Regions from separate parts of the Homo sapiens genome. Here region 2 is linked to region 1. Evidence: chromatin loops called from intact Hi-C (ENCODE). Cell type or tissue: IMR-90. All regions are shown on one strand. Links, peaks and the distances in the headings refer to the core of each region. The heading gives the core; the rest is flanking DNA.

Region 1 (16,939 bases), core at 3,268-11,267:
CCATCAAGCTACCAATGACTTTCTTCACAGTATTGGAAAAAACTACTTTAAAGTTCATATGGAACCAAAAAAGAGCCCGCATCACCAAGTCAATCCTGAGCCAAAAGAACAAAGCTGGAGGCATCAAACTACCTGACTTCAAACTATACTACAAGGCTACAGTAACCAAAACAGCATGGTACTGGTACCAAAACAGAGATATAGATCAAGGGAATAGAACAGAGCCCTCAGAAATAATGCCGCATATCTACAACTATCTGATCTTTAACAAACCTGAGAAAAACAAGAAATTACGAAACGATTCCCTATTTAATAAATGGTGCTAGGAAAACTGGCTAGCCATATGTAGAAAGCTGAAACTGGATCCCTTCCTTATATCTTATACAAAAATTAATTCAAGATGGATTAAAGACTTAAACTTTAGACCTAAAACCATAAAAACCCTAGAAGAAAACCTAGGCATTACCATTCAGGACATAGGCATGGGCAAGGACTTCACGTCTAAAACACCAAAAGCAATGGCAACAAAAGACAAAATTGACAAATGGGATCTAATTAAACTAAAGAGCTTCTGCACAGCAAAAGAAACTACCATCAGAGTGAACAGGCAGCCTACAAAATGGGAGAAAATTTTCGCAACCTACTCATCTGACAAAGGGCTAATATCCAGAATCTACAATGAACTCAAACAAATTTACAAGAAAAAAACAAACAACCCCATGAAAAAGTGGGCAAAGGATATGAACAGACACTTCTCAAAAGAAGACATTTATGCAGCCAAAAAACACATGAAAAAATGCTCACCATCACTGGCCATCAGAGAAATGCAAATCAAAACCGCAATGAGATACCATTTCACACCAGTTAGAATGGCAATCATTAAAAAATCAGGAAAGAACAGGTGCTGGAGAGGATGTGGAGACATAGGGACACTTTTACACTGTTGGTGGGACTGTAAACTAATTCAACCATTGTGGAAGTCAGTGTGGCGATTCCTCAGGGATCTAGAACTAGAAATACTATTTGACCCAGCCATCCCATTACTGGGTATATACCCAAAGGACTATAAATCATGCTGTTATAAAGACACATGCACACATATGTTTATTGCGGCATTATTCACAATAGCAAAGACTTGGAACCAACTCAAATGTCCAACAATGATAGACTGGATTAAGAAAATGTGGCACATATACACCATGGAATACTATGCAGCCATAAAAATGATGAGTTCATGTCCTTTGTAGGGACATGGATGAAACTGGAGATCATCATTCTCAGTAAACTATCGCAAGAACAAAAAACCAAACACCGCATATTCTCACTCATAGGTGGAAATTGAACAACGAGAACACATGGACACAGGAAGGGGAACATCACACTCTGGGGACTGTTGTGGGGTGGGGGGAGGGGGGAGGGATAGCATTGGGAGATATACCTAATGCTAGATGACGAGTTAGTGGGTGCAGCACACCAGCATGGCACATGTATACATATGTAACTAACCTAGACATTGTGCACATGTACCCTAAAACTTAAAGTATAATAATAATAATAATAAAAGAATGATTATGTTTAGCAGGCATGTATGTATCAAAAACTCACCTTGGGAACACATTCTACAGCAGCCTGTAGTCCAGAATAACTAAAAAAATAAATTGAGGCCAGGAGCACTCAATTAAATAAATAATCACAGAGAAATAAATGGAGAAATTTTGGTTTAAGGCAAATGGTGAAAACTTGATAGAGTTACAAACATGATATAGAGAAGAAAGAGAGGCATATAAAATTCTTGGTTGTATCTCGGCAGGCATCTTGGAGAGTGTGAAATTTGAGTGGGATTCAGAAATATTTGTATTGGGTTTATATGGGGGAAAAGAACATTCTAGGCAGAGGAAACAGCTTGAGCAAAAAGCCAGAGGCAAGAAAAAAAAAATCAGTATTGTAAAAAAAAAAAGCTTGGTAAGTCAATAAAACTGAAAAAAAAAAAACCAGTTGCATGAAAAATGTAATCAAGATGATTTTTAAAAGATAGAGAAGGGACAAAATTTGAAGAATTTTAAAAGGGAGGCTGAGGTTTTGAACTTAACTCTTTTGCCCAGAGCCCGCTCTAGGCTACTTTTTTTTAAACCTAGAAGAGATAATGTAACTATGGAAAAACAGGAGGAAGTTGTTTTGAATCACTTAAGGATGTCAACATCTTCTCAAATGTTTGATATGTTTTTGAACACTGCTTTCCAAGACCTGAAATGTCATGAAAAAGGATTTGACAAGGATATTCACAATAGTACAAAATCTAAGTTCCTCCAGTGCAAAATTCTTTAGAAAAATGTCATGTGCAGAGAAAGAATTTAAGCTACTCTTCAGAGAATGACAAGATGTAATAAAATCCTGAAAATAAAACTTCCCTCAGTTAAAATAAATAAATAAATAAGTAAAATACTCCATCTACAAAATATTAAATGTGAGTTCTAGCTACCTAAGGAATGTTGGCTGATTAATAAACATTATAAATAATTGAAACCATACATATCTTACAAAATGAAGGATGCATTCCTCTCTCTCCAGACACTGCACCTAAAAATTGCCTTGAGTAATGACAGGTGTGAGCATAAAGAAACAGGAAATTTAAAATAAAAGAAATTGACTAAGTACTTTTACCCAACTGTATACTTCATTGAAAGAACTTGTCAAGTAGGGAAGAACTGAAACTGGAAAGGAAAGATACATAAAACATTGAAATATAATTTGAGTTTTCCACTCTGTTGTTATTTATCCAACAAACACATATAGTACTTACTAGATAAAAAGAACTTTCCTAGGCACTTAAAAACTGCAACTTTTAATTCTCATAACAATCTTATGAGGTGAGTATAATTATTATCCTTATTGTATGAATGAGAAAACTAAGGTACAGAGATGTTAAGTATCTTGCAGAAAGTCACATGTATTGTCAGGGGCAGAGCCAGGTCCATGTGCATAACAACCAAACTACGTTCTTGCTCTCTTCTTTTTCTTTGAAGATTGTTTTCCAAGAGGCAATAAAAATGCCATCATTAGATTATACTTAAAAAGGTTTATTGAGACTTTATTTTAATATCAGGCATTTTTATCTGCTTGGTTTGTAATAGTGAACTAAACACAAGTAATGACTCTGACTTTCTAGACCTCACTTTCTAGTTAGATGAAGCAGGAAGAACATTATCAAACCATTAAATAAGCAAGATTATTTCAAAGAGGATGAAAAAGATAAAAGACTATTTGGTAATAGGAGGATCAGTATGTAGAAATTTATACAAAACTGATTTGGAGCATGAGAGACTCAATTGTCTTTCCATCTGACAAAATTAATTTGCATATCTCTAGACAAGAATTATTTTTATTGCTATTAGTTATCTATTACATTCGTAGTTGTAAAGTAGCTCAAAGACATTGAAAGGCACAAATCCCATAGCATCAAATAACCCAGAAAGATGTCTGACACTATATGAGTTTCTTAGATCATTGGTGTTATATGTTATGTGCTAATAACTTAGAAATGTATAACCAAGTCAAACATTTTCTCTGTAGTTTGAATCATCTACTATTTACTTGACATCTCCACTTGGCTGTCTAAAAACCATCTTGAATGTAACATTAAAAAGAATTGACTTTTTCTCACCGAATCTATTCCTCTTCCACTTTTCATTAATACAGTAAATGATATCACTATTCATCCAACGATTCAAATCCAGAAATTTAAGGAGTCATACTTGATTCTCCTTATTCCATCAGTCCCCACATGAAATCCCCTAGCAAATCCTGTTAGCAGCTTTACCTCCAAAATGCATTTTGATTTGTTCATTCTTATCCCTCTCTACTGTCACCACTCTGGCTTGTACCATTCTCATATCTCAATCAACAATTTCAATAATGTTCAGCTTCCCTTTTTCTATTCTTGTTTCTCTTCCTTCAATTCTCCCCATAGCAAGCAGTCAGAATATGCTTCACAAATATAAACCAGATTTCTTTATCGTGATGCTTAAAACCCTTTGTTCCATCCCAACAAAATAAACAAAACATTCACTGTGGGGCTGTAAGGCTCTGCATGGCCTGTACCCTGTCTCTCTCTTTAACAGCTAATACTCCAATGTCGCTCTCCTCAGAGAGCGCTTTCCCTTCTCAATATTTGTTGATATATTTCCCTGTTAAATTTCTTCAGAGCACCTACATCAAACTTAATTCTTTCACCTAATAATTTATTTATTCTCTGTCTCCCCGCTCCCCTAAAAAAAGTTTAGAAAGGCAGAGGCCATGATTCTCTCATTCTTGCACATACTGATGCTCAATAAACATGTTATCTAACTGAATAAAAATCGTTACTTAGAGAAGTATTTCCCAAAGCATATTTCATGAAATAGTCGAATGTTAATGATACACAGAAATGATGTGATGAGCTCATTGAAATCAGCCAATACTCAGTAAATATTTTACAATATTTACAGAGATTTTTTTAGTAGATTTAATGTACCAGTGTGTACTGTGAATTTTCAAGAGAGGGACATAGTGTGCTGTATTGTTATTTTTGTTATTTTGGATTACAGACATGTATAAACTGATCCTACAGTAAGGCAATTTGGGAGTTTGTATATGTTTAATGTGGCTACATTGTAAAATGAAAGAACGTGTGTAGGAAATGTAGGTTGTAATTTATTATCTAGTCTATCTAGTTATTTTACCATATTTTTGTGACTATTTCTCGGTTTTGTATAGTTTCTTAGTATTTGCTGACTTTTTTTCAGTAAATAGACAATCATTAAACCCTTAACTTGAGCACCTACATCAAACTTAATTCTCTCACTCAATTATTTTCTCAAAGAATTAGATTAGGACTTAATAATTTTTATTAAAAAATAGTGCTTTATAAAAATTGCTCTTTTTTTAAACAGATTGAATGAGAAGATAAAATTAGCCAGTAGTGAAATGTGGTTTGTCAGGTCATAAATTTGCATGCTGGTTAATTAGCAAAGAGCATCTTCCAAGGTTTGTTTAAATTGCAGTAATATTAGGTTGGTGCAAAAGCAATTGCAGCTTTTGCCATTAAAAGTAATTATTTTTAATTCAGCCACTCAGATGTTCCTTTCTCCTAAATTTTTCAGTAAAAGCCTAGTCAATATATGTTTGTGTAGTATTGAAAATTTAATAAATTAGGGCAGATTATGGCTGAAAGTTTGAAACATCTTCCTGTTTCCCCTCTCATGGACATCAGCCCATTATAAATGTGCAAATTTAGAGGCAAATTTATGCCTCCCAAATATGCAAAGTACATTAAAAGTAATTACTTTTAATGGTGAAAACTGAAATTACTTTTGCAGCAACCCAATAATTCAAAGCCTCAAGTTATCATTCAGCTGACATATATATCTATGCATAGATAGGTAGATAAACTTATTTTTAGTAATAAGTATTTTCATTTTAATATTTCATTCTAATGACTTTATAAAGAGATTACATGAACAAATGTATACTTTTTTATTCTTTCTATAACATAACCAATCCTCCTGGATGTGTCAATTGGTCTTTTTACTTCAGGTCATGGAAAGAATTGATATGTCTTTGCCTCCGAATTTGCACATGTATAATGGGCCGGTTGCCAATGAGAGAGGAAACAGGAAGAGGTTTCAAACTTTCAACCATAATCTGCCCTAATTTATTAAATTTCAAATAGTACACAAACATATATTGACTAGGCTCTTACTGAAAAATTTAGGATAAAGGAACATGTGAGTGGCTGAATTCCACAGCAATCTGTGGATGCATCATTTGGATCAGAGTGATTTATTATTCTGTTGGTGTTGCTTTTACTGGACACATCCTCCCAAGTACCAGGGGTTTGTAACCCAGGGTCTCCAGATTTTTGGGTATGCACTGTGAAAAGGGACCCACTTATAACTATTGTACCTTGAGCTCTTATTTCAAAAAAGTTCCGGGAAGAAGCTCTGCCCCAGAAAAACAAAAACTGTTTGGATCCAGAGATGCCTGAGTTGGAGGTGAATTTTGCTGAACTCCCCTCATTACCATACTAAAATCCCCACCCCAGGAGGAGCTTATTTGTCATTTTCTATACATGCTTCTGCATGATCAGCGACTGAGACTGCACTGTCTTTACTCCCTCTCTACATAAAATGACTCAGCTAAACAACTCAATAAAAGCTGTTTTCAATGATGTTTTGGAGCCACTGCCTTGGGAACTATCCTCAGTGTTCTCTTTACTTGTTGCAAGTAATAAAATCCCCTAGCTAAATCCACCTTGGTCATTGGACTGTCAACCCTCAAGTGATAAAGCCCACCTATTGTGTGAGTAACAATCCTGGTGACTCAGATGGGCTCAAGACCCTGGTTCTGATCCTAACTCCTCAAAGCCTCCCAATAGGTGAAGCAGTGGGTAGCGGCAGCTCACCCAGGCTAACTCGCTCACATTGCCTGAAAGGGGTGGGTATGATACAGGAGGATCTTTCACATGGTGACAAGCCCACCAGGCTGTCACTTGGGCCTACCCCAAAAGAGTACAAGTGGCTGCCTGAACCTTTTTGTTCTGTGATCCTTCAGGGCAGTAAGTGGACTTTACACCATGGGCTGACTAAAAGAGTGAATTCTTTGGATCTAGCAACGGGATCTCTAGAGTAAGGGCAGTGTACCTCTGTTTGACTTTCTTTCTTTTTCTGGTTTGTGCCCTGGGGGATTGAAAGAAACTCCCATCACAGTAAACAGCAATCTAGACCTGGCTAGCCAACAGTGAAATGAACTGTGAGATCAATTTTTCCAGAGATAGGTTTAAGGTCATCAGAGGGGATGCATCTTCCAAAGTAGAAAGGGACCTGTGGAGGCTGGAAGCCCTCGACTTTGACAGCTAGACTGGGAAAACTTCAGCTTAGGAGAAGGGGCTCACACTGATACATTCCTGATTCACCTGGGTATGTTCTCTTCAGGTATCAGCTTTTAAAAGAAGGGGAAGCTACTATGCCTGATGCCCAGGAGGGTCACTGGGCAGCATGGTGGGATTTTGCAGGAAGCACACGGGGCTGTGCTTGGGATCTGCCAGGTCACCCTCACACATTGACTTACTTTTATTATGTGTGTTAGAGGGGCCTGTTACATTTTGAGAGGAAAAATCAGTCATTGCACATCTGTATAACTGTTAACCTGCTATGTAAACTTTGAGAAGCTAGAATCGAACCCTAAATAAGAACTTTAGGGTATGGGGAACCTGACCTCCGTATCAGAGCAAAGCCCATTAGGGTTTATCCTCTAAACACTAGAAGATTTTGGGGTATTCAGATAAAGCCTTTTAGGGTGCATTATCCAACACTAGAAGATTTTTGGGTATTCTCCAATAACTAAAAAGAAGATGATTTTCTTTTGTAACACAGCCTGGCCACAATGTGTCCTAGGTAGCCAGGAACAATGGCAGAGGGACAGGTCACTTAATTACCATAGCATTCTTCAGCTGGATATTTTCCATAAGAGGCAAGAGAAATGGGATGAGATACCCTGTGTCCAATGTTTTATGGCCCTTTACCAGAACAGGGACCTATAGATAAAGTGCGGACTTTGTACTCTCAAGGTTGGACCACCTGGATCTCCAGCTAAGCCACTGGAGAAGCTGCTACCAATCCTAGAGAGCCCTGTGGATGAGAAAACCTCCCTCCACCCCATGAAAGCCAGGAAAGAAGAGAACAGAGAGAAGGAGGTTGTCATTCCAACAGATTATCGGGGATGTCTCCTCCCACGTAACCACCTGACTTGGCAGATAAACTCCAACTAAAATATCAGGGGCCTCCCCAACTAATGTGTCAGGGGCTCCTCTTCCAGATAGCACAATCCCGGAGTGGGAGCTTTTACAAACTGGGAGGTGGGATGTTTCCCCTCAGGCAGGTTTTGGATGGGGATGTGCATTTAATCCAAGTACATGTGCCTTTTACCACCTCTGAGAACTGTAATTGTGAAATACGTATGAAAGGCTTTCAGGCTAACCTGAGGAATTTATTTCCCTTATAGGAGGCATCTTTTCCACTCACAACCTGACCTGGGCTGATGCTCAGACCTTGGTGACCACCTTTTTAACTACTGAGGAAATATCCACAGTTTTAGCTGAGGCTGGGGCAAAAGCTGGCAGGCAGCCTAATAACCAGCCCAATAGCCCCATCTAGTGACCAGAAGAGCAATTGGTTCCGAATGGAGAACCACATTGGGACCCCAGTACCAGAATAGGGAGGGAGAACTTGGAAAATGACCTGAACATATTATTGAAAGGAATGAAAGAAGTTAGCGAACCTCCTGTTAATTGGAGTAAGCTTAGGGATGTTCATCAGGGACCTAGAACCCCTCAGCATTTCTAGAATGGCTGGGAGAGTGCCTGCAGGACTATATCTCCTGGGACCCTGAGGCACAGGGAAGTCAGGTGGTCCTTAGCACCTGTTTATATCTCAGATTGCTCCAGATACCCACAGAAAGATTCAGAAATTGGCCATAGGCCCTGACATTATCCCCTCCCCAGTTAGTAGAGATGACCTTCAAGGTTTCAATAACAGAGATGTGGTTGGAGAAGGCAGAAAAGAAGACGAAGAAAGAAGCAGCTTTCTGGTAGTTGCACCTCAGTCCATTCCAGACAACCCAGAAGGAAGAAGGGAGCCAGCTTGGGTGACTGATCCCAGGCCATAACGTGGGATCAGTCTTGGGCCACCAAGAAACTAGGACCTGATCAGTGTGCCTATTTCAAATTAGTGGGACACTGGGAGAAGGACCCAGCTGTCTCCAAAGAGAGAAGGCTAGGGACAAGCTCTCAACAACAAAAGAAGACTGGCAGGACCCAGGACCTCCCCAACTGGCTCCTCAATATAAGATCTCTATCTCCTTAGAAGTAGGGGGACAGCCGATTTGAGATTCTGCTCAATACGTGAGCCACATTCTCTACACTGGCTAGCAGAAAGGGTACTCAGAGTGTGTAATATTAAGGGGATGTCAGGAAAGGGAGACAGTGAGCAGTTTCTGGAGGCTCTGACTGTGATTCAAAGACCCTGACCCCTCTTCCCTGTATGCCCCTCAGTGGCTCATCCCCTAGGGAAGGACATACTGACAAAACTTGAAGCCATTGTCTGCCTCAACCAAGTCCAGTTAGAAGTAGAGGTGCCAAGAGCTCAAAGAGCTGCCTTCCTGGCCCTTCTTCATGAAGATCTTGATCCTCCAGGAGAAACCCTAGGTGATATTCTAGCACAAGTCAACCCTGAAGTATGGTCACAGGGCCAAATAAGGACTGTCACAGTAGAACTTATAAGGATACAGTTAAAACCAAACAGCCCGACACCAAGAGTAGGAAAATATCCTCTAAAACCTGAAGCACTGCAGGGAATACAGCCTGTGTTAGAGAGTCTCTTACTCCAAGGGCTTATCAGGCCTGGTCACTTCCCATGTAATACCCCACTGTTAAGAACCCAGAAAAAAGAGAGATGGTTAACAGTGCTGCTCAGGACATTTACCCCATAGAGCCTAACACTTATATATTGCTAGCCAGTCTCTCAGGGGACAGCAAATACTTTAGTGTGCTAGCTCTGAAAGATGCCTTCTTTTATGTGCCTCTAAGCCATGACTCTCAGGAATTATTTGCCTTTGAATGAGAGGATCCTAAAATGTTTCAGAGAAGTAATGCTGGATGGTACTTCTCCAGACTTCAGGAACTCCCCAAACATTTTGGGGGGCCCTAAGCTGAGCTCTATGAGACTTGAAGACATAGTGGGGCATCGTCTTGCAATATGTGGATGATATCCTCATAGCCAGCCCCATTAAAGAAGATTCTGGTAAAACTATCCATCCAGTCCTGAACTTTCTAGCAGAAAGGGACTGTAAAGTGTCAGAAGAAAAGTCCAGATTTCAAAGGAGACTGTCCAGTATTTAGAGTATGTTATCCCTCAGGGCCAGTGCAAACTTCCCTATGACCAGAAAATGCTGTTTACCACCTGGTCCTTCCTAGGAACCATATAGAATTGCATGGATTCTTGGGTACAGTGGAATTCTGTCACATCTGGACCCCAAATTTTTGGCTTACAGCAAAGCTACTTTATGACAAGGGCCAACAACTACCTCTTTTTTTTTTTTTTTTTTTTTTTTTGAGACAGTCTCGCTCTGTCACCCAGGCTGGAGTACAGTGGCATAATCTCACTGCAACCTCTATCTCCTGGGTTCAAGAGATTCTCCTGCCTCAGCCTCCAAGTAACTGGGATTGCAGGCATGTGCCACCATGCCTGGTTAATTTTTGTAATTTTAGTAGAGACGGTTACACTGCATTGCCCAAGCTGGTCTCAAACTCCTGGTCTCAGGCAACCTGCCCACCTCAGCCTCCCAAAGTGCTGGGATTACAGACGTGAGCCACTGCGCCTGGCCACACCCACCTTTTTGAATGGGATGGGAAATTTGATCAGGCTTTCCAGAAGCTTCAAAAGCTGTTACTGGAGACTCTGGCCCTACAGCTCCCCAACATAACTGAGCCTTTTGACATCTACATCCATGAACGACAGAGAATAGCTCTTGGAATGCTGACCCAGATGCTAGGACCCATGAAAAGGGTGCTGCACAACTTACTAAATAATGTGATAGTGTGGCAAGAGGTTGTCTCCCCTTGCATGGGGCAGTGGCTGCCATTTGTATGCTTATCCAGGAAGCTGAGAAGATTACAGAATCAAGAATTGACTATTCAGATCCCCCACCACATGACAAGTGTACTGGAGTCTAAGAGAGTTATTGGTTAACAAGCTGCAGAATGCTGCAATATATCAGGCCTTGTTGGTAGACACCTCCAACAACTGCATGTGTACATGCCAATCCTTATCTGTGCCATCCCAATGCCCATTATCCAGGATTCCCAAATCCATTACTGCTCTACCACCATAGAAGAACTATACTCTGGAAGAAACGATTTGTAGAGTGAACCTCTTCCAAATTTGGAAAATGTATGTTTGTAGATGGCAGTGGCTTCATGGAAAGAGGCAAAAGAAAGGCAGGTTACGTGGTTGTCTCCCCATGGGAAACCATCAAAGACTACAGCCTCCCCATAGGAACCTCCACCAAAAAGGCTGAGATAATAGCATTAACCTGAGCCTTAATGTTAGGAAAGACCGAGGCATTGACACTTTACAGATACGTGAGCTATGTGTTCTCTGTTCTCCATGCCTGTGGAGCAACCTGGAAGGAAAAGGGACTTCTTCTAAATGCCAAAAACAAGGAAATCCAATATGGAACAGAAATATTGGCACTGCTTTGGGCCGTGGAAATGCCCAGAATGATTGCTGTAGTCCTTTGCCAAGGTGACCAGGAGGGTCTATGAAATAATACAGGAGAACAACCTGGCAGATACCACGGCCAAAAGGGCTGTGCTGGTGGGGAGGGGAAGTCTGCCAAATGTTCTTGCTTCCTTTGGTACCTTTTTATGAATATAAGCCAAGGTGCTCCCCTGGGGAATTATAGGAAACCAAGCAAGAGGGATAACAGAGTTCCCTCTCAGTGGGGTGGGCTCAAATTTAAAGAGGTAAGATATGGGTGCCCAAAAATCTAAGTTGAGCTATTGTAAAGCATACCCATATTTCCTCACACTATAGCAAGGAGGCTATGCACACCTGGCTCTTTAGGATAATAAGGACTTCAAGGGTAAAGAAAATTATAAAGTGGCTGACCAGTGTGTCTTTTTTCAGAAAAACATGCTCAAACCAGACCTCCCATATCCACTTTGGCCAAGATGGTACAATTCAGTGGAACCATGCCAGGGGAAGACTGGCCAATTGAGTTCATTGTTATGCCTATGGCTCCTGGAGGATTTAAACACTTCCTGGTACTTATAGATATCTTTATCTGTTGGACAGAGGTTTTTCCATGCTGGACTATGAAGGCAGGAGAAGTCATAAAGGCTTGATTAAATGAAATTATCCCTTGATTCAGTTTCCCTGTTCAGTCCAGACTGATAATGCACTTGCATTTGTTTTTAACATAGTGACAAAAACTTCCCATGCCTTGGGCATACAGCGGAAGTTCCATGCAGCCTGGGACCACAGTCTTCAGGGAAAACTGCAAAAGCCAATAGAACTCTCAAGGGTATCCTAGGCAATTTATGCCAGGAGGCCCAAGAGAATTGGTTAAAGATATTTACCATAGCCCTGGCCCACATATGGGCAGTACTCGGAGGTAAAATGGGGTTTAGCCCCTTTGAAATATTATATGGAAGGCCTTATCCAGGCAAGGCAAGCCCCCTTTTTTGCCCAGATACAGAGATAGAAAGGACAATAAAGCATATCACTTATCTAGAGTCAGCAGTACCCTCTATAAATCATTATGGCAATCACAGCCTCCCAGTCCCCCCTGGGGTAAACCTTCACCCATACAACCCAGGAGACAGGGTATACCTTAAGATATACAAGACCAAGCCCCACCAGGACCAGCTTTACCCTGTATGGACAGGGACCTACCTAAAGCTTCTAAGCACTCATTCTCCCCTTAAACTCCAGGGAGTAACCTGTTGGGTCCATCATGATTCAAGAGTGAAGAAAGTCAAGAAGCCCCCAGGTTACCCTCCCTCCAATATACTTGTGAAGCTCTCATGGACCTCAAATTGGTTTTCAGAAGAAAAGGTCCAGATAAGTAAAAATGAACTCTCTTTCCTTTATGCTATTTAGCCCTTTTAGTTCCCATGGCCAGTGGTCTCTGGGAGGCCAAGGCAATAGTAAACTTCCAGTGGGAACAATCTGTCCAAATGCTGGATATGCCACAGGTATCCCTAGACCTGGAGACGGTGGCTGCTGCCTTTCCTTTGTGGGGAGACATTAACATCACAGTGGTGGGATGGAGATCCAAAATCTCACCCAAGCCTATAGCTGTCCAAATGGGCCCTTCATGTTCTATGGTTTGTGTGGACCTCACCCATAAGAGCAGTGTCACCAAGAGAATCAGCCTCATTTGTTTAAATTGCCCAGAAGAATAGAAAAAGTGTCAAGCATGTTCAGATCAAGAAGATAACGAACGCAAGTCTGATATCTACCTCTTTAGCTTTAACCTCACTCACCCAGGGGACCCAAAAACTTACTTAAACTCAGCCAGAGAGTTTACTCCTCTAAATTTAAGGGAATCGATGCCCCTGGTCAGCATGAAGTAGACACAGAAGAATGACCTCTGTCAGTAACCCCTCAAGAATGAGGAGTGGAATGTCTCAGGGGTGATTTGTAAGCCAGAATCCCCGAGTTTTGGGATACACACTGTGAAAATAACCACTTGTAACTGCTGTACCTTGGGGTTCTTGTTCCCAAAAACTTTCAGGAAGAAGCTCAGCCCCAGAAAATAAAAAACTGGTTGGATCCAGAGATGCCTGAGTTGGAGATGAACTTTGCCAAACTCCCCTCATTACCATCCTAAAATCTTCACCCACAGAGGAACTTATTCACCATTTTTCTATACATGCCACATGTGTAGAAGCATGATTAGCAACTTTAGGGTAAATGTACCTGATGGCAATAACTGAAGCATACCCTTAGAATGTCCCTGTATGGCAGATGCACCTGCATGTGTGTTTTGAGCTAGAAAACCCAGGAGTGGAGACCCTGGAAATGTGTTCCTTGTCTGTGAGGAACATCTGAGCTCCTGGCCCATCCCATGGAACATGGGCCATGCAGGGGATTGAGGCCCTGAGTTTGGGATTAAATAAAGGTTGCCAGGTGAAGATTGCTAAGGGGAGGGTATTATGTAAAAGAGGTATATAAACTGCATGATATTTGCAAGCAGTTATAGTTCTCCTGCCCAGCCCGCCACCACTGGACTTTCTACCCTGTATATAAGCCCCTAATGAAACCCTATGTCTTGTTTGCTGGCTCCGGGTCTGTGCTTTGGCCCCTTGAACATGGTGCCTTCCCTACTGAGGTTAATGATGAGGGTTCAGCACAACAGCTGCACCTGTGCTGCCTTTACTCCACCTCTACGTGCAATGACTCAGTTAAGCAGCCCAATAAAAGCACTGCTTTCAGCACTGTTCATGGAGGCACTGCTTGGGGAACTTTCGCTGCTGTCCTCCTTGCTTGTTGCAAATAATAAAGTCCCCTTGTTAAATCCTCCTTGGTTGTGGTCATTGGACTGTCACCTGTCAAGGGATGGAACCCACCTGTTGTGTGGGTAACAGATTCAGTAGGGAAAAATATAAGACTTTGCCTCACTTGGAAATCATAATCTAGTGAGAATTACAGCTATTAATTCATAATCAAGCAAGTAAGTACATAATTACTATCAGTATGGGCCTTTAAGGCTCATGTGTGGTTATTTCTATCAAAAAAAAAAAACAGTACAGGTGACTTTGAAAAGGTACAATAGGGAGCACCAAGTTTAGACGTGAGGGATCTGCTTAGGATTTACCTAGGAAGAAACATTTAAAAGCTTCAAGGAATCTCATTATTGAGCCTCATAACATTAAGTAATTTCTTTCTCTGTAAAAGATTTGCCATTATTATTTATAAATATGTTATAAGAGATATGTACATTTACATATAGATATATAAATTTATCATGTTTATCATATATGACATATAAGTGATATATACATTAATATATCATACATGTATAATATATAAATAGATATATAGGTGTATTTGCTCCTGAATTTCTCCTTAAAGTTGTTATTCAAAAGAACTGACAAAGAGAAGTGAGAATAATCTCTACTGAATGATAGCCCATAAAATATTTTCCACTACCAAGTTATTTATCTTTTATAAAGAGTAGAAGTCAGAGAGATGTTTAAGGAGCATAAATTTATTATTGATTTTGGTATTTACCATGTAGGTTTGTTTCAGTTCTTGGTATCAGATCTTAATAAGATTTTAAACTTTGCATATAAGATAAGAATATGTAAGTAGGCTGATAGTTTATAGTACCATGTTTAGCCTTTATCTATTAAAAAATAAAATTTAGAAAGAAAACTAGTAATTCTTTGCTTCTAGAGAAGAAAAAGTTTGTTTTGAAGGCTCAAAGACATTTTTCAGGAGCTTAAAAAGCATCATAATCACTTCCACATTTAAAAACCTTTTGAAAATATATAACAAATTTTTAACAACTTTTTAGAGAAGTGTTTATGTAAGCTTTTGAAAATTTTAGACAGTTGTGTTTTGGCAGCCTAATCTTGGTTTTCAATATTCAGTAAAAACAGAAAAGTCTCCTTACTGTAAAAATTATTAATAACAAAGAGTACAATTTTAGTTGCTTTCTGCTTAGTTTTTGACTTATACGAGTAATTCCAAAAATGGGAATTATTATAATTCAATTAAAACATGAATTGGCAAATCTGATTGTAGTACATATACCCAAGAACTTTTAAATAGTGATATGTTTAACATCTTGGTTGACAGACAAAAAATTATGCAATAAAACTAATGAATGTATTGCTGATTTAAGTTTCCAGATTTAATTTAATTATGTTAAGGAGTGTTTACTATATGTGTGGCACAGTGAGGGCCACAAGCAGGAAACTGCACAGTTACTGGCTTTGGTGGTTAGTGAAAAATTACAACCATTTTGAAAGTATCCATTGAGCACCAACTACATGCAGTGACTCTATGAAAAGCACAGGCTGAATGTCAAAGTGAAAACTGCATGGGTATTGGCACCAAAGAGATTAAGATACGAAAAGATACATAAAGGAGAGATGACTCATTAATTTGTAGAGCAAACTGAAAATAACTTCTTCTTTCTTATTTATATTCTACGACTTGATGACTTGAAGTATAATGTGTATGATACAACATGACTCAAAAGAAAATAAAGGAATTTTTATTGTAGAAAAGATGAGGAACACAAAGGGCTTTCAGGGTAGTAAAACTACTCTGTGCGATACAATAATGGCGGATATATGTCATCGCACATTTGTCCAAATCCACAGAAAGTACAGCACTAAAAGCGACCCCTATTGGAAACTATGGACTTTGGGTGATAATAATGTGTCATTGTAGGTTCACTGACTGTAACAAATACACCACTCTGGTGCAGTATCTTGATAGTGGAGAGGCTGCGCCTATGGGAGACCAGGAGACAAGGCAGATCTCTCTACCTTTTGCTCAGTTTTGCTGCAAAAGTAAAACTGCTGTAAAATATGAAGTCTATTTAAATTTTTTTACAGATAAACTAAATAATATTTCAAGTACAGGCATGCCTCATTTTATTGTTCTTCACTTCATCACCCTTTGTAGATATTGCATGTATTTTTTACAGATTGAAAGTTTGTGGCAACTCTGCATTGACCAAGTCTATTGGTGGTATTTTTCCAACAGCATGTGCTCATTTTACCTGCATTTTTAAAAACAAGGAACTTTTTAATTAAATTATGTACTTTTGTTGACAAAATGCTATTGCACACTTAATAGACTAAAATATAGTATCAACACAACTTTCCTATGCTCTAGTAAACCAACAAGTTTGTGTGACTCATTTCATAGCTATATTTGCTTTATTTCAATACTTAATTTACTGTGGTGGTTGGGTATGGAACTGGCAATATCTCCAAGATATGCCTGTACACTCATTAAATACATCCTGGAAACCGCAGTTTCTAGGCGTAGACTAAGAATGTGGCTTTTGACAATTGCAGGGGAATAAATATCAATACCTCAGTATTTAATAAGATCAGGGCAAGTTTTCCAAATAACAAGGCCTGAGAAAGATTTCCCTTTTGCTCTGAATAAAAGAAGGCATACATTTTATACTGGACTACAATAAAACAAATACATTGATGATATTCCCATAGCTATATCTTTCTTTTGGAAGCACAATTCCACTAATGCAGTTTTAGGAAGTATCTGAATGCTTCATAGATAAAATGTAGACTATCTAAAGGACGTGTTCTCAAATTGTATAAAGAACACACCCAAATGTATGTGGAAGTGTGCAGGGA
Region 2 (16,939 bases), core at 3,665-11,664, 1.5 Mb before region 1:
TTTTCATGTAATAGTCAGAATGTTATTACATAATTGTGAAAAGTTTATGATAATGTATGTGCAAACTAGTTGATGGTCAACAACCACTAAAGCTATTTTAAAACTGACTTAGTATAAGATCCCTTTCATATGGTCATTTTCAAAACTACAATGGTTGGGCTGCCTCTATATCAGTGATTCTTAATTTGTTCTCCGTAGTAAAAAAAAATGTCAATACTATCTTTTATTCCTTTAATTTTTCTAAACATTTGTACCTTTTAAATGTTGCTGGTAAATGATGAAATCAATGAAGAAGTAGAAAATAAAGTCATAAAAACTTTCAAGTCTACCCTACCTATATAGTTTGAAAACTTCCACTTTTATTCCTTGACACTTGTACTCACAGCTTTGATTTCATATCAAAATTTATAGCAATTACATTTTAATTAGGTATACAAACAGACAAATATTCACTTTTATGCTAAATCTCATTCTAAGTCATTAAGTTAAATATTCCAGATTTTCATGGTGTTCACCAAAGTGTACAGCACCATCAAAAACACTTTGGAGGGGCTGGGCACGGTGGCTCATGCCTGTAATCCCAGCACTTTGGCAGGTCGAGAGGCGGGTGGATCATGAGGTCATGGGTTCAAGACCAGTCTGGCCAAGATGGTGAAGCCCCATCTTCACTAAAAATACGAAAAAATCAGCCGGGCATGGTGGCAGGCGCCTGTAATCTCAGGTACTCAGGAGGCTGAGGCAGAGAATTGCTTAAACCCAGGAGGCAGAGATTGCAGGGAGCCGAGATGGCACCACTACACTTCAGCCTGGCAACAGAGCAAGACTCCATCTCAAAAACAAACAAACAAACAAACAAAATACTTTGGAAAAAAACTAGCCTAATAACCAAATAACCCCCATTATACCTCTGACTTCCTCTCTTCTCTACCAATCATTCTTTTCTTTTGGATGATGACTATGCTTCTTGTTAATTTCATGTCACCTAATTGATTTGTATCTATATTTTTTCTTTTTTCTGCTATGGCCAAATCAATCACAAAGATTTTATAAAAATAATATTAATAATACCATAATAACTGTACAGGCTAACCTTTGTTGAGTACTTAGGGAATATGCTAAACTGTTTCCACGGATGAACTCATTCAGTCCTTACAATTGAAGGCTGTTACCTTCTCAAGTAGGTGTTATGGGGAGGTCTGTGTTCTACATCAGAAAACTGGATAGAGAGGATAAGAAGTTTACCTAATAACATATAGTAAGTGTGGCAGGATATTGAGGTTGATCACAAAATATTTTTCTTTTCAATATCCTTGGAAAGTAGAAGTTGCCCCAGACACCACTTAATTGGCATTATTAACTCTTTGCTTCATTCACACTTAGAAATTTGTGTAAAATTTTGTTGTTATTTACCCAATTTTGTTTTATATATCATTATTTGTATGTATGACTAGATTATGGATATACATAACTAATCTATTGTTTTATTGCCCTGATGGTGCATGTAATAACTGACTGATAGCAGGCACATTCTTACTGCATGATAATGAAACATCAAAGACATGTCTACAGGGATGAAGACAAGTTCAGAGAGTCTTTTTGGATTTCTCAGAAAAGGAACCATAATTTTAAACAGTACCTGTTTAATCAGGTTACTTAAATGATTTAGCACCATTTGTAAAAGGGATTTTAGCAAATCTTCTAGAAGTCACTGAGAAACAGCCGCACACATAGTTTCTTATAACACACACCAGAAAACATTATTTCATTAGAACCACGCATTCCTCATTGGTTTCAGTGATCTTTGCTTCTTAGTTAGAAGGTCAAGTTCTTCCTTTCAATTACATGGAGTTTGGTTAAGGACAACTGTACAGACAAATCAAATATTTGAGATGTCCCTATCATTAATCACAGAGAAAATTTAATCCACAAAGATAATCACCAGATAAGTCATTTTAAAAACTGCTATTGGAAATAGGTGACTAAGGTGCAAAACTGCAATGTAAGAAGTCAAAATATTTGTGTGTTAATATCTTCTTAAGAAAGCCATACCTCTATCTCATTTACATGGAAGGTACAATTTTTATCACAAATAAAGGAACGTAGGTAGCATCCTGTAAAATGTCATGTGTGGCAGACACTGTGCACAGGACTTAGGAAGCAAACCCATGTTGCCTCAAAATATTTCAGGAGAGTTAAGGTGAGACTGCTTCTTGCATCAAATTTATTTGGGTAAAAATATTTTTTGTGTGTTCTCATTGTGTTTATTGTGATTCTTGTCCTTTATTCTACAAATCAAGTTGATCTTGAGGTTAGTTTAATTCACGGAACAAATAGCCCGGGGCATCTTCAATATATAGTATCATCTAAAAATAGATTCCAAAATAAACATGTAGTGTGACTGCTGATCAGACAGTCCAGGAGAGACCTCTAAGGTGACTCCTGTTGGGAGGACTATAACCGACCATCTGCTCAAAGTTCTTGCTTCATGGAAAACCACCAGAAGTCAATAGACCTTCACTCCTCCCCTGCCATGTCTCTCTCCTTATTAAGTCATTTAAAAGTTAACAATCCAAAGGCATCAAGAGTATAACCACAGCGTAAAGGAACAGAGGTTCAGCAGAATAAAGCATGAGCCTTCTCCAGCACTCCATGGGTCCCTTTTCACCAAGAACTTCTAAAGAATTTTTCACCCTACCATTACTTTCAATACCTATACTGCTTCTTTCTGAAGTGAATTACTGCCTACCTTGGAATAGCAATTTAATACTATACAACAAGGCTATCTTAAAAGTATAGTCATTCTACTCCAAAGCTATTAAACCAACATGTTTGCTTTCTTTGATCACATTTATTTGTGTACAGTTTAAATGAGTTTCTGTATTAGTTACATTATTCATATCATTAACTTGATTTTTTTTGGTAATTTATATGCATTTTCTAAGCAGGAGAGACCATATGCCAGGACATTAAACAGCTCTTTTTCTTTGTTCGTTTTTTAAAACTCTATGGGGTTTACCAGTAAAACAGAGAAAAATGCTTGGCTTTTGTGTAAATTGAACATTTAGCTTTCTTTCAGGACAAATACATTAACTCTGATTGGGGGCCATTGATGTTCACTGTGATTAAATTATGGGATTTTGTGCTTCAGCATCTAAAGTTGCTTCAGAAAAGGTGAGAAGGAGGAACAAGCAAAAAGAGAAAGCTATTCAAAAATGTCTATTTAAAAGGCAGGATTGTTTTCTATTCAAAAATTTCTGTTTAAAAGACAGGATAGTCGCTGTGGGCTAGATACCATTAGACCTGTTCACAACACAGTCAAAAGACTACCTTTTCACCTGCAGCATTTGTTTCACTGAACAGATTACTTTAAAATAGAACTGAACTTCAGACCTATTGGAAATAAAATAGCAAAGTATTAAGGCAATGCACTCAGAGAAAGATATAATGAAACAAATATATATATATATTTGCATTAAGAGTCTCCGCTCTGCATTCCCTACACTTTGGAAAGAGTTTGACAATAAAAGACAGGTGAGATTACCCAAAGGCTATAGGAAAAACTAGCAATTACCACCACCTGCTAATGCATCCAGCGTGATCTAAACATGTGAAATACCATTTGCTTCACATACAGGACTACTGACTAAGAAACTAAGTTAACAGAAGTCTTTGGCCAGAAAACCCACTGTCCCAGGTGGCCATGGCTGAGCTACTCAGCTTTTCCCAGCAGGACAATAAGCTCATCCCTACTAACACAACTGTCCTTTCAAAGCTGCTCAGTTTAGGTTCTAATCTGCACAATAACCATGTGCCTATAAGAACTGTTAAATATTATACACAGAATGGCCTTCTGTTAGAGATCTTTAAAACATATTCTCTTCTTTGCAAAATGACACTGATAGTACCGCATTGCTTTTCATATTTGTTCAATATCACAGGGTATTCTGGGTATCCAGTAAAATGAATTCCTACAGAGTAATCACATTAATAAGATATGCTACTTATTATAAATATTTCATCTTTTTCAAGCCCAGCATTCTCTTCTGGTAAAATTTAATAACCATAGTTTTCACATACCACAAGCATTGCAGAAGTTTCAAAGCTAAAGTGAAATAGATGATTATTCCAGTTTTTGTTGTAATAAGTGTGTTAACTATTTTTAAAGAAATTTATCCCTATCAAAATCAACACTTTCATGAAAGGAAAAGATAATGGCTTTTTGACCCTGTATTAGATATCGAACATTAAATCTTTGGACGCTAGAGACTATAGAGCTTTTTCATTCAATTTAATTATAGTATCCTTAAAAAGCAAATGTACTTTTGGAACTCTAGAGATGTTCACAGTCTAAAATCACTGTGGGCTGGATTTCTATTGTTTAAATATTTCCTATTATTTATGCATGTGTTGACTGTCATCTACTTAAGTGTCCAAAGTTAGAAAATTTCCTTTCTCTAGAAGACTAAATCACAACATAAGAGTGAATGGCAAGAATTTAAAGAATAACTGTGATGCATAATTTGTATTGAACTGTTGAGAGCTAACCACAAATATTAAAATGGGCTCTGTATTTAGAGCAACTAATTATAATACTGGGAAGCAAACTGGTTTTCTTTAAAACCATCTGCACTTTATGAGCTGAAGTGACAAGCAAACCTTACAGAAAATGAAGAATCAAACTTACATTTCATTTTAATCTGGGAAAGTCACCTGGGCTTTGTTTGCAAGGAAAGACTAAATTTATCAATTATTGAGGGTAAATGAAATAGTCTCTACACTAAAAGGAAAGTTTGGTTACACAGGCCTGAAAGAAGGTGTGTAGATTAGGAACGGAATCAAGAATTTTACAGCCTTGATTTGTAAGACAGAGTAAGTTTTCTTCATCCTTTTCCATTTCAGAATTAGAAACAACCCTATATCCCTACTTTATTTGCCATCAGATGCACAATCAAATAATGTTTCTATTCACGTAGACTTGAAAGGATCTTCATCCTGTGTGGGTTATTTTATTTTATAGTAGCCAAGGGAAAGAGGTTGCTGCCAATATGATGCTAAGGGCATGCAGAATAAAGACAGTCCTGGGCAACTAAACAGTCCACCTTTGTGCTGCGCTTGTGGAAGAAAAAAGCAAACCCATCACAACTTTGGGACTTGATCAACAGTGGGGAGTCACAAAACTCTTCTCAATCTCTGCATTTTAAATCTCCACCAAAAATAGCTCCTCTGTAATGGGGCTTAAAGTCCCATCCATGGCCAGTGATGGAGTACAGTACTTAATTGTTTCTGACTAGGGTCTCTGCATCAGCACTCTGAGAGTGTCTTCTAACTTTTAATCGCCTTCTGTGCTCTTTAATTAGACCTGTTCACAAGACAGTCAAAAGAAAACGCCTATCACTAAGCTTATCCAAGACGTTGAAACATGCCATTTCAGGAGTCCAGGAACTTTTGTACAAGTCTTAGCATCTTCCAGGATTAATCTGTTTTCTCTGGTTTCCTCTTCCTTAAATCAGGCACACTTGGGGGAAGGGAGAAGCTCTATGGTTATTAAGACAACTCCAATGTAAAGACACTGCCTGGTGGCAATTCCCTCCTTGCCTATTTCCGTTCTTTATTTTGTTCTTTTACCGCGTGTTACCTTTTGGCTACTAATAGGACCGGAGGGTAAAATGTCTTTTCTCTCCTTCGGAAGAGAAAGCTTTTGATCCCTCACTGAGAGCAATCCTAAGACTTTCTCCAGGGGGCTGGGATAACTAGGAAAGGGCTCTGCTCTCTCAGAAGGATTTCAGAGCCCAAACCATACAGCGTCCCTCTTGCTTAGGCGGGAGATGCAAACAGCTGAAGTGCCTTGGCCCCCACTGGTGACCCACAGTAGGACCAACCTCGCCCCGGCAGCGCCCCTGGCCTCAGGTCACTCACGCTCCTGGACTCACCTGGTGCTGAGGACCAGCGCAGGCAGGAGAGGCAGCAGGTAGTGCGCTGGGCTGAATTTCATGCTGCTGCCTGCCGGGGTCCTCCTTCCCTCGCTGCCTTCTCTCTCTCTCTTCGGGATCCTGTCGCTCCTTGGTGCCCGGCTCTGTCCCCAGCCAGTGATGAGCGCTCTTCCGAGGCGGAAAGGCGGAGACGGGCACACGAACGGACGCCTGGGGAAGGCAGGCGCTGGGAGCGAGGAGTATCTTCAGGAGTGATGTCACCGGCGAGGCGAGCCCTGCCGGGGATTGTTCGGCGCCGCCGCTCCGGAGCCCGGAGGGCGCGCCGTCACTCGCGCTGGAGGCGGCGCGGGGAGAGGGAGGGGGCGCCTCGCGATCGCCCCGTGCGCTTCGGTCACCGGGCTGCGCTCTGGTCAGTCGGGTGAGCACTGGCCAGGGGCGGATCATTTATTCCCGCTGCTCCCCAGGATGGCGCGGGGCGGGGCACGGAGAGTAGAAACCTAATCTGCCGATAATTGAACTTGCGTACTCGGCAGGAGATGAGACCCAATTCACTGGGAGAGACTTCCAGACGCGTAGGGTCCTAGGCAGGTGTCTCTCGCCGCTTAAACCGTGTTTGGAAGAACGTCGCTCTGGAGAGAGTGTTTAGAAGATTGTTCTAATTAGAACTGCATAATGATTTGCCTGAAACAGATGGAAGGAAGCGGGAGTAAGCAGCGTCCAGAAATGCAACCTCAGCCCGTCATGGCATTGCAATCTTCTTAACCCGTGAATGTTGACTGCAAAGAACCAAAGAACGTTTCGGGACCGTTAAGACATCTGCTGCTCTGGGTTTTGAAGATTTCTGATCTTCCTCTGATTTCAGTCGTCTGTACCAGCACCTGCCAATGGGGTTGGACCTGGTGGCTCAAGTTCACACACCTGAAGGAGTCCTTTTCCTCAGGTGAAACTCATCAAGGAGACCTAGCGGACAAAAACCATTAAAATGTTAACAGTAATCAGCTCGGAATGATGGTACTGGAAGGTAGAGGTTTTGTAGGTCATTTGGTTTTCTATATTTTCAAATGTTCTATCATAAGCATCCAATATTTAATAGGCTCTATTTAGAAATTTTAATTAGAAAAATTAAATAGCACAATTATAATCCAAAACACCATTTTGCAAAAGCAATTCTGAGAAACAGAACTACTATCTCTGCTACTGAGATATTCAATTCTAGGATATTTATAAGATGATATTGCATGTGTGTGTGTGTGTGTGTGTGTGTGTGTGTGTGTGTGAGTGAGAGTGAGAGAGAGAGAGAGAGAGAGAATGAGAATTCCATCTGGATATTATCCTGGTTATATAACTGTGTATAAGGCACTTCTTCATACAGTATTTAATTTAATCTTCACAAGAGCCATCCTAGTGAAATAGACGTTAATATCACTATTATAGATATGAGCAGACTGAATATCATCAAAATCTGACTATGCATATTAAAAAAAAGAACTGGTTCTACTAAGTCCTAAGAAAAATTCCACTGTTGCCTCAAACATCACAACTAGCACTCCTAGCCCAGTGTTTGACACAAAGTTGTGTTCAGTAAAGGGTGAGGTGCACCAAAGTCCCGAAAGATAATGGACAGCTGTGTCCAGGAATTCCTATCTAGAGGTTTCAGTTCATGTTCCAATTATTTCGGGGGCAAGCTCTTTACAGAAAAATTTAGATGATACATCCTCTTCAATCTCATTTTCGAAGACATTTGTAGGAAAAATGCATTTGCTGTAAAGCTTTATTTTAAAGAGGATGCAAATCTAAAAGGTTAACCATCTAATTTACTATTTTTTTTAAATGGGATTGAAGGTTAAGACATGTATGTAAAACAGATTTGCTTCAAAATCTTGAGCTGCTGAACTAGATGAGTAATAAGTTTTGAAAAGTGAATATTAGCCCCTTGGGCAATAATAATAAGATCCACAACATTATCGATCTTGTATATGCCTAATAAGTAGGCATATACAAATAAACTAACATGTGAATTGCATATCATTTAAGAGAAAAAAACGACACCACACTTTTCTAAAACAGAACTCTGATTCCAAGTAAAATAAAAACTCTGGTTTGCTCCTGCCAGGGTTTTCTAACATAGATTCCCTGCTCACTTTGAAGGAGATTACTTGAGTTGTATACTCAACAAAGACATAAGGCTACTTGGCAATTTTTTTAATGTGTGCACCAGGAAATAACACTCATATTTGTAGAATACATTTTTTATATAACAACTTTGCATCCATTATCTTACGTCCTAATCATAGAAACCAAATGTGGTAGTTATTTCTAGTATTTTTCTCTTTTCCAGTTAAGGTGACAGTTTCAGAGTAGTTAAGTAACTTGCTCAAGGTCACTCAGAGACTTATATAGTGGCGATGGCATTCAAATTCAGTCTGCATTACTTCAAAATGTATGCTTATTTGAGAGAAAAACATTATACACATGTAAGAAAAAACTTTCCCCAACCTAAGTTTTTTTTACTTTCAACTAGACATATAACATAAAACAACAACCAAATTATCTAATATCAATGAATAAAAAAGTCAGAATGAACTTTCTTTACACTGTATCTATATTGGATATCTATAAAGAACCACAAAGTTTGTTGGCCTTTGTGCATTTACTGCAAGCCAAAAAGAAAAAAAAAAAAATCTCTCCAAAAGACATCTAACTTGGAAGGGCATGAGAGCAACATAGTAGGGGAGTACATCTTGAAAGGTATAAGTAAGATTCTGGAAACTCCCACAGATGTAGAGAATTGAAGTATTATTTTGAATTCAAGTACAGATGTGTCTCTCAGCAGAAGTCTTTTCTTCTAGGAAAATTACAAAACCAGGAATCTCCATCACCCATGACATTCTGTCCACATTGTCACATAAAAACCTAAATTCAGAATAAATTTTGTGGCTTTGGAGAATTGGTAGATGAATTTTAAAGATACATTAGTACAGATAGCAATTCACTTATCTTAAACTACTTATCCTATGCTGAGTCCTAACACTGGAGTCAGCAAGCATTGTTTGTGGTAACTGTACCCAAGTCTGAAAAAGAACATCAAGAAAACCCAAGCAGTTGTGCTGAGTCTCTATAAAGTGCTAGGATTAGGAGATATAGAAGCTGTTTTAAAAACAGCTTTATTGAGATTTAATTCAGGTACTAAGAACTTCACCATTTTAAAGTGTGTAATTTAGTGCTTTTATACACATCCATAAGATTATGAAATCATCATCGTTATATAATTCCAGAACATTTTCATCATGCCCAGAAGAAATCCTGTACCTACGAGTAATCACTCACTGGTCCCCACTTTATCCCTTCTCCTGAACCCCCACAGACACCAATCTAATTTCTCTCTTTATGGATTGACCCAAATCTTGACATTTCATATAAATTAAATCATACTGTATCTGGTTTCATATAACTACTCTCTTTCACATTCATGTTTTAAAGTTCATCTGTATTATAGCATATATCGTTACTTAATTTCTTTTTATTGCTGAATAATATTCCATTGTAAGGGTATACCACATTTTGTTTATCCATCCATCAGTTAATGGATATTATGGTTGTTTTCATACTTTCGCTATTATGAAAAACTCTGCTATGATCATTCACATAAAAGTTTCTGTGTGAACATCTGTTTTCAGTTCTCTTGGATATATACCTAGAAGTGGAATTCCTGGATCATATGGTAACTCTACATTTAACATTTTGAGAAACTGCCAAACTCTTGTTCAAGATAGCTGCACCATTTTACATTTTCATTAGTAATATATGAAGGTATCGATTTCTTTACAACCTTAAACTTGTTAGTTGCAATTATTTATCTATCCTTTTATTATTATAGCCATCTTAGCTGATGTGAAGTCTTATCTCATTTTTATAGGCATTTATCTGATAATCACTATCAACATATTTTCATGTGCGTACTAGCTATTCATACACATTTTTGAAGATACATTTATTAAATTATTTTTTCAATTAATTTTTGAGTTTTATTTTTGCCTAGTAAGAGTTCTGTCTATATAATGGGTACAAATCCCCCTTAGATATGTGATTTGCAAATGTTTCCTAATCCATGGATTTTCTTTTCACTTTCCTGTTGGTGTCATTTGCACCACAAATATTTTTAATTTTGATAAAGTTCAATTCACCTACTTTGAATGTTATGATTATACTCCTGAGGTTGTATCTAAGACAGCTTTGCCTCACACTAGGTTATGAATATGTATGCCTTTGTTTTCTTCTAAGATTTTTATTGTTTTAGATCTTAAAGATAGGTCTGTGAATCCAACTTTTGTGTATTTGTGAAGGAGGGGCTCAGCTCCATTGTTTGCATGTGGGTATCAAGTTCTCCTAGCAATATTTGTTAGAAAGGTTATGTTTCCACAATTTAATGCCCCTCTTATTTCATTCTTCACACAGTAATACATTTTTTCTTATTTCTGTTCTGTTTTCTGCCCTCATATTCTAAACTCTCATGTCCCCTAGTGTTTCATCCTTGATCCTCCTCTTTTAAAATTCTATATTTTCTTCCCAAGTTGAACTTATTATTTTTTATGGTTTTTACAATCTTCACTATGGTATGGATCTTAAAATTTACCCCAGCCTAGACTTCCTCGCTGAGACTTTACCTGGGTTCTATATGAATACCTCAAAGTCAAATTCAATCACATTGAACACTTACTCATTCTTCCTCTGTCTGACCCTTCTTCGGTATATCTCCTTATACTTCCATCAACTCAGTCACCCAAGTTTAAACCTGAGAGTTGTCTATTGCTTTTACCTCCACCTTCTCCCACATATAGTCAATCACCAAGCCCTAGAGATTTCACTTCCTAAGTATTTATTTATAACAATTGTCCCACCTCTATATGACACCTGTCATCTGGGCTTTAATTAGAGGTAACCATCTCTTGATTCGGAGTGTACTTTTTACTTTAAGATGGATTTTCCTCAAAACTATTCCCCTTGTATAATCTATCTAAACTGCAAATATCGTTATAATCTTAAATCTCCTAGAAAATTACTCTCAAATAAGAAAACCAATACATGCCTCCTTTTTTTCTCTGTTTAACTTTCATGTTGCACTGTAAATACATTAATGGAAGTTTCCCTTAATGAGACTTTATAATTTTTCATGTTATTCCTTCTTTATGAAGTATTGTCTTAGTGTACTCAGATATTTACTTTAATCATTTAAGACTCATCAAGGACATCACTTCTTTCTAGAATGATTTATTGAGTCCATCTGCCACCGCAAACTTGGTGAGATCTTTCTTTTCTGAATTTCATGACCTGTGGTAGATTGCCTTGAGTTGCACTGATAATATTATATTGTAAATAAATTTTTATGTTTTCCACCACACTATAAATATTTCTTACTTTTCTTTGCACTAAAGATAGTAAGGGTAGTATATAAAATTATACTCTTATTTATATATTTCCTAGGATAATTATTAATTTTATTCATATACCTGTAGATCTGGGCATTAAAGAATAAGAACAGAAAAAATGACAATTTACATGGTTTATTAAAAATTTGTTTCCTTTTTTCATATTCACTGTTTGCTCATTGCTAGTTTAAACTATTTACAAGGAAGTTTCTTCTCATAAGGCCAATTATTCATTATTTAAAAGCCAGCTGCCTCCTAAAAGAAAAAAAAGAAATATAGGCTAATACTAGTAACTGTGCTTCATACAAAAATAGAAAAAGTTAAACACAATATCTTCCAGTTTTTTAATTTTTTATTTTTTATTAATACATAATAGCTGTACATATTTATGGGATAAATGTGGTATTTTGATATAAGCATGTAATGTGTAATAATCAAATCAGGATGATTAGGATATCCATCACCTCAAACATTTATCATTTCTTTGTGTTGGGGAGATTCCAGATCTTCTCTTCCAGCTATTTTGAAACATGAAATAAATTATTGTTAACTATAGTTTCTCTATTGTACTGTTGAATACTTTAACTTATCCCTTCCATTTAACTGTATTTTTACATACGTTAATCAACCCTTTTTCCATCCATATCTTCCCAAAGAAGGGATGTCTGCAACTCCATTTTACTGCTGCACTGTTCACAATAGCCAAGATATGGAATCAAACTAAAGGTCAATCAAAAGATGAATGCATAAAATAAATGTGATACACACACATTCAGCAATAAAAATGAATACAATCTTTTCATTTTCTGTAACATAGATGAAACTGGAGAACACTATGTTAAGTAAAATAAGCCAGGCACAGAAGGACAAATATAACATGTGCTAACTCATACATGAAATCTAAAAATGTGATCTCATGGAGGTAGCTAATAACAGGGCAATCACTAAGTGTTTTGAGCTCAGCCATCTCCATTGAATGACTTTGACCCATTAAATTCCCTACCACCTTCTTTGTAAGTAATGCTGCTGGTTTACACAACGGTTAGAAGTTTATGTAAGAGCTCTGGAACGGGAATTTTTTAGGAAGAAATATAGGCTAAAGGATCTCTTTTTTTAAATACATATTGCTGGGGAAAGAGTTCCATGTTCTTTCTTTGCTAACATCACCATGTGTCAGGTATTCTTGGACTGGGTCTATTCACTTGGAAAAAGAAAGAGACGAACATAGTAATATCTGTATGGATTTGCCGTATTCTTGACATTTCATATAAATTGTCCTTTTTGTCCAGAGGCAGGGAGATACATCGTAAATCTGCTGTCACAGAACAATCATACTGGGAATCCACCAGGGTATTGAAATTTCAGTGAATCCTTTTATGCCTGTGTTTTCCAGCCTTTCTTTTTCCCTTTTTAGTATTTTCATATTTTCCAGTATATTTACAAAGGAATCTGACCTGTCCAACTGATTCTTTCACTGGATCAGTTAAATTCCACCTAACTTCTAAAATTAATAACATCTCTTTATTTTCTGGGATTAAGTGTAGGCTTCCCTTTGCCACATATGTTTGTCTGTATCTCAGTGAATCTCTTGGCACAAAAATTTAGGACCCAATTTAGTCCTTCTTCTATAATTATTTATCATTATAGGACCACAACTAAACCAAAATTTTTAGTGCATAGCTTCTTCTTGCTCACTATACCTGACATTATACATACGATTTTCAAAGACCACCTCTTATCCACCATTATATTCAGCTCCAAATATAATTAATAATACAATTTCTGTTTCTGAGCATGAATAAAAACAGTTAGTACCAGATCTGCCTCTTTCTATAAACAAAAATTTTGAAAAAAAATGGTGACTGTTTTAAAAAATTCGGGAATAAAAATAACAGGGTCATGGGGAAAAAAAAAAAAGAAAAAAACTCATGCTCATACCAGCTTTCTAAAGAGGACCGTTATTGACTACCATGGTACTAGAAGGTAAAGTCCAAAGCAAACAATAGTCTTCCTGAGCTGAGGAGGCAGAAGTCTGAAGTTTGAACTGCTAGAGTGCCCAGGATTTGTGGGAAAATGTAACAGAGAAGAAGAAACTTTCCAGAAACCCCACAAACACATGCACGGGGGTTCACTATGAGTCTCTGGCCGAAGACTGTACTGTACAAACAGAGAGAAAGACACTGAAAGGCACAGTTTGGTCAACCTGTGGTTGCAGTGAGGCTGAGAGTAGAGTAGCGGTACCAGAGTTTTTCCACTACTATGAAATACTGTAATTCTCATTTAGCCCGAGTACAGTAGCCTCAAGAACACTTTGCAAACACCTCAAACATTTGGCTGAGACTAAAAAGAGATAATGCAGACTTTTAGAATAAGAGCTATGCTTTAGTGTAACAGCTGTATCTTAGAACTAAGCTCACAAATGATATAGACTTACCATGAAAAGATTTATTTTTAAAGTCTGACAACACAAAAAAAGTTTCAGTATTTTAACTGCCTACAGAAGAGAATTCAACATTCATTAAAAGACAGTGGTATATTCAAATCTCCAGAGTGTAGCCAGCACAATGTCAAGCATGCAATCAAAGTATTAGACACATGAAGTATGGATTGTACTCATAATCAACAAAAAAACAGTTAATGACAATAGAACCCAAAGGAACATGGAGTTTTAAATTAGCAGACAAAGACCATTGAGAAATTGAAACTAGAAAAAAAGAAACAAATGAAAATTCTAGAACTGGAGAGTACGATATATGAAATTAAAAATGCACAGCTTGAATACTGAAGAATGAGTACTGAAGAATGAAGTTAAAGGCACACAAATGTAACTAATCCTATCTTAAGGAAAAAGAAAATAATTGAGGAAATATATGGATAGGGATTTAATCAACTATGATATCAATTTGTCTAATAAGCACATGTCTGAATTTCCAGGGGGATAAGAAGAAAAGATTAGGACTTACAAATTATACAAAGAAACATTGACAAAAACACCAAATATGCTTAAAACACATAAATTTTCATTTTCAAGAAGTTCCACCAAACTTAAGCAGGAGTGAGCACAACAGATTCAAAGTTAAACATATCACAATCAAACTGCTGAAAATACAAGATAAAGTGAAAATCTTTTTTTTTTAATTTAAGTTTTAGGGTACATGTGCACAATGTGCAGTTTAGTTACATATGTATACATGTGCCATGTTGGTGTGCTGCACCCCTTAACTCGTCATTTAACATGTTAATGCTATCCCTCCCCCCTCCCCCCACCCCACAACAGGTCCTGGTGTGTGATGTTCCCCTTCCTGTGTCCACGTGTTTTCATTGTTCAATTCCCACCTATGAGTGAGAACATGCGGTGCTCGGGTTTTTGTCCTTGCGATAGTTTGCTGAGAATGATGGTTTCCAGCTTCATCCATGTCCTTACAAAGGACGTGAACTCATCATTTTTTATGGCTGCATAGTATTCCATGGTGCCACATTTTCTTAATCCAGTCTATCATTTTCCAACATTTGGGTTGGTTCCAAGTCTTTGCTATTGTGAATAGTGCCACAATAAACATACGTGTGCATGTGTCTTTATAGCAGCATGATTTATAATCCTTTGGGTATATACCCAGTAATGAGATTCTTGGGTCAAATGGTATTTCTAGTTGAAGATCCCTGAGGAATTGCCACACTGACTTCCACAATGGTTGAACTAGTTTACAGTGCCACCAACAGTGTAAAAGTGTTCCTATTTCTCCACATCCTCTCCAGCACCTGTTGTTTCCTGACTTTTTAATGATTGCCATTCTAACTGGTGTGAGATGCTATCTCATTGTGGTTTTGATTTGCATTTCTCTGATGGCCAGTGATGATGAGCATTTTTTCATGTGTCTTTTGGCTGCATAAATGTCTTCTTTTGAGAAGTGTCTGTTCATATCCTTTGCCCAGTTTTTGATGGGGCTGTTTTTTTCTGTAAATTTGTTTGAGTTCTTTGTAGATTCTGGATATTAGCCCTTTGTCAGATGAGTAGATTGCAAAAATTTTCTCCCATTCTGTAGGTTGCCTGTTCACTCTGATGGTAGTTTCTTTTGCTGTGGAGAAGCTCTTTCGTTTAATTAGATCCCATTTGTCAATTTTTGCTTTTGTTGCCATTGCTTTTGGTGTTTTAGACAGGAAGTCCTTGCCCATGCCTATGTCCTGAATGGTATTGCCTAGGTTTTCTTCTAGGGTTTTTTATCGTTTTAGGTCTAACATTTAAGTCTTTAATCCACCTTGAATTAATTTTTGTATAAGGTGTAAGGAAGGGATCCAGTTTCAGCTTTCTACATATGGCTAGTCAGTTTTCCCAGTACCATTTATTAAATAGGGAATCCTTTCCCCATTGCTTGTTTTTGTCAGGTTTGTCAAAGATCAGATGGTTATAGATATGCAGCATTATTTCTGAGGGCTCTGTTCTGTTCCATTGGTCTATATCTCTGTTTTGGTACCAGTACCATGCTGTTTAGGTTACTGTAGCCTTGTAGTATAGTTTGAAGTCAGGTAGCGTGATGCCTCCAGCTTTGTTCTTTTGGCTTAGGATTGACTTGGCAACGTGGGCTATTTTTTGGTTCCAGAAGAACTTTAAAGTAGTTTTTTCCAATTCTATGAAGAAAGTAATTGGTAGCTTGATGGGGATGGCATTGAATCTATAAATTACCTTGGGCAGTATGGCCATTTTCATGATATCGATTCTTCCTACCCATGAGCATGGAATGTTCTTCCATTTGTTTGTATCCTTTTATTTCATTGAGCAGTGGTTTGTAGTTCTCCTTGAAGAGGTCCTTCACGTCCCTTGTAAGTTGGATTCCTAGGTATTTCATTCTCTTTGAAGTAATTGTGAATGGGAGTTCACTCATGATTTGGCTCTCTGTTTGTCTGTTATTGGTGTAAAAGAATGCTTGTGATTTTTGCACATTGATTTTGTATCCTGAGACTTTGCTGAAGTTGTCTATCAGCATTCCCTTTGAAAACTGGCACAAGACAGGGATGCCCTCTCTCACCACTCCTATTCAACATAATGTTGGAAGTTCTGGCCAGGGCAATCAGGCAGGAGAAGGAAATAAAGTGTATTCAATTAGGAAAAGAGGAAGTCAAATTGTCCCTCTTTGCAGATAACATGATTGTATTTCTAGAAAACCCCATCATCTCAGTGAAAATCTTAAATATGTATATTATATACAAGGGACTTTCAATTTTCATGGCAACTACATTCTCAACAGAAACAATGAAGTACAAAAGACAAGAAAATAAAATCTTTAAAGTAATGTGAAACCGTTTTTCCAGAAGTTTATATTGATCAAAAATATTCTCCAAGAACAAGGATAAAATAAAGATATTTTCCAATAAATAAAACCTGAAAGAATTTATTAACAGCAAATTTGCCCTGGCACAGATGATAGTTAATGTTCAGGCTGAAGGTGAGTGATACATGACAATGCAAATTTCTAGAATAAAATAAGGAGTTCAAAAAGTAGTACATATTGGCCATCTTTTTCCTTTTTTCTAAAGACAAAAAAGAAAGATTATATTATTGGTATTAAATATGTAGAACTAATATAG

What was found. A loop is a pair of places that touch in the nucleus more often than their neighbours do. Peaks named below come from ENCODE experiments on the same cell type or tissue, not always from the same donor. Only the 100,000 strongest peaks of a DNase experiment are listed, where the experiment ranks them.
Region 2: it touches region 1 in a loop (2.8-fold over the local background); 2 of 110 quality-filtered maps call a loop at or near these places.

Annotation. Positions count from the first base shown.
Region 1 is chr11:23,012,734-23,029,672 of GRCh38, reverse strand. All of the region lies in intron 4 of LINC02718 (long intergenic non-protein coding RNA 2718), which reads right to left. All of the region lies in intron 1 of LOC124902646 (a long non-coding RNA gene), which reads right to left. Among named protein-coding and RNA genes, the nearest start is that of CCDC179, 160 kb to the right of the region's middle. In IMR-90, for the core only: a CTCF peak has its summit at 8,182 (motif pointing left); no DNase peak of the experiment used is centred there; H3K27ac peaks cover 225 bases.
Region 2 is chr11:24,486,297-24,503,235 of GRCh38, reverse strand. It overlaps LUZP2 (leucine zipper protein 2), which reads right to left and starts at 6,183. Exons shown (of 12, transcript NM_001009909.4): 1 at 5,931-6,183. The coding sequence starts at 5,992. In IMR-90, for the core only: no CTCF peak of the experiment used is centred there; no DNase peak of the experiment used is centred there; H3K4me3 peaks cover 1,424 bases; H3K27ac peaks cover 295 bases.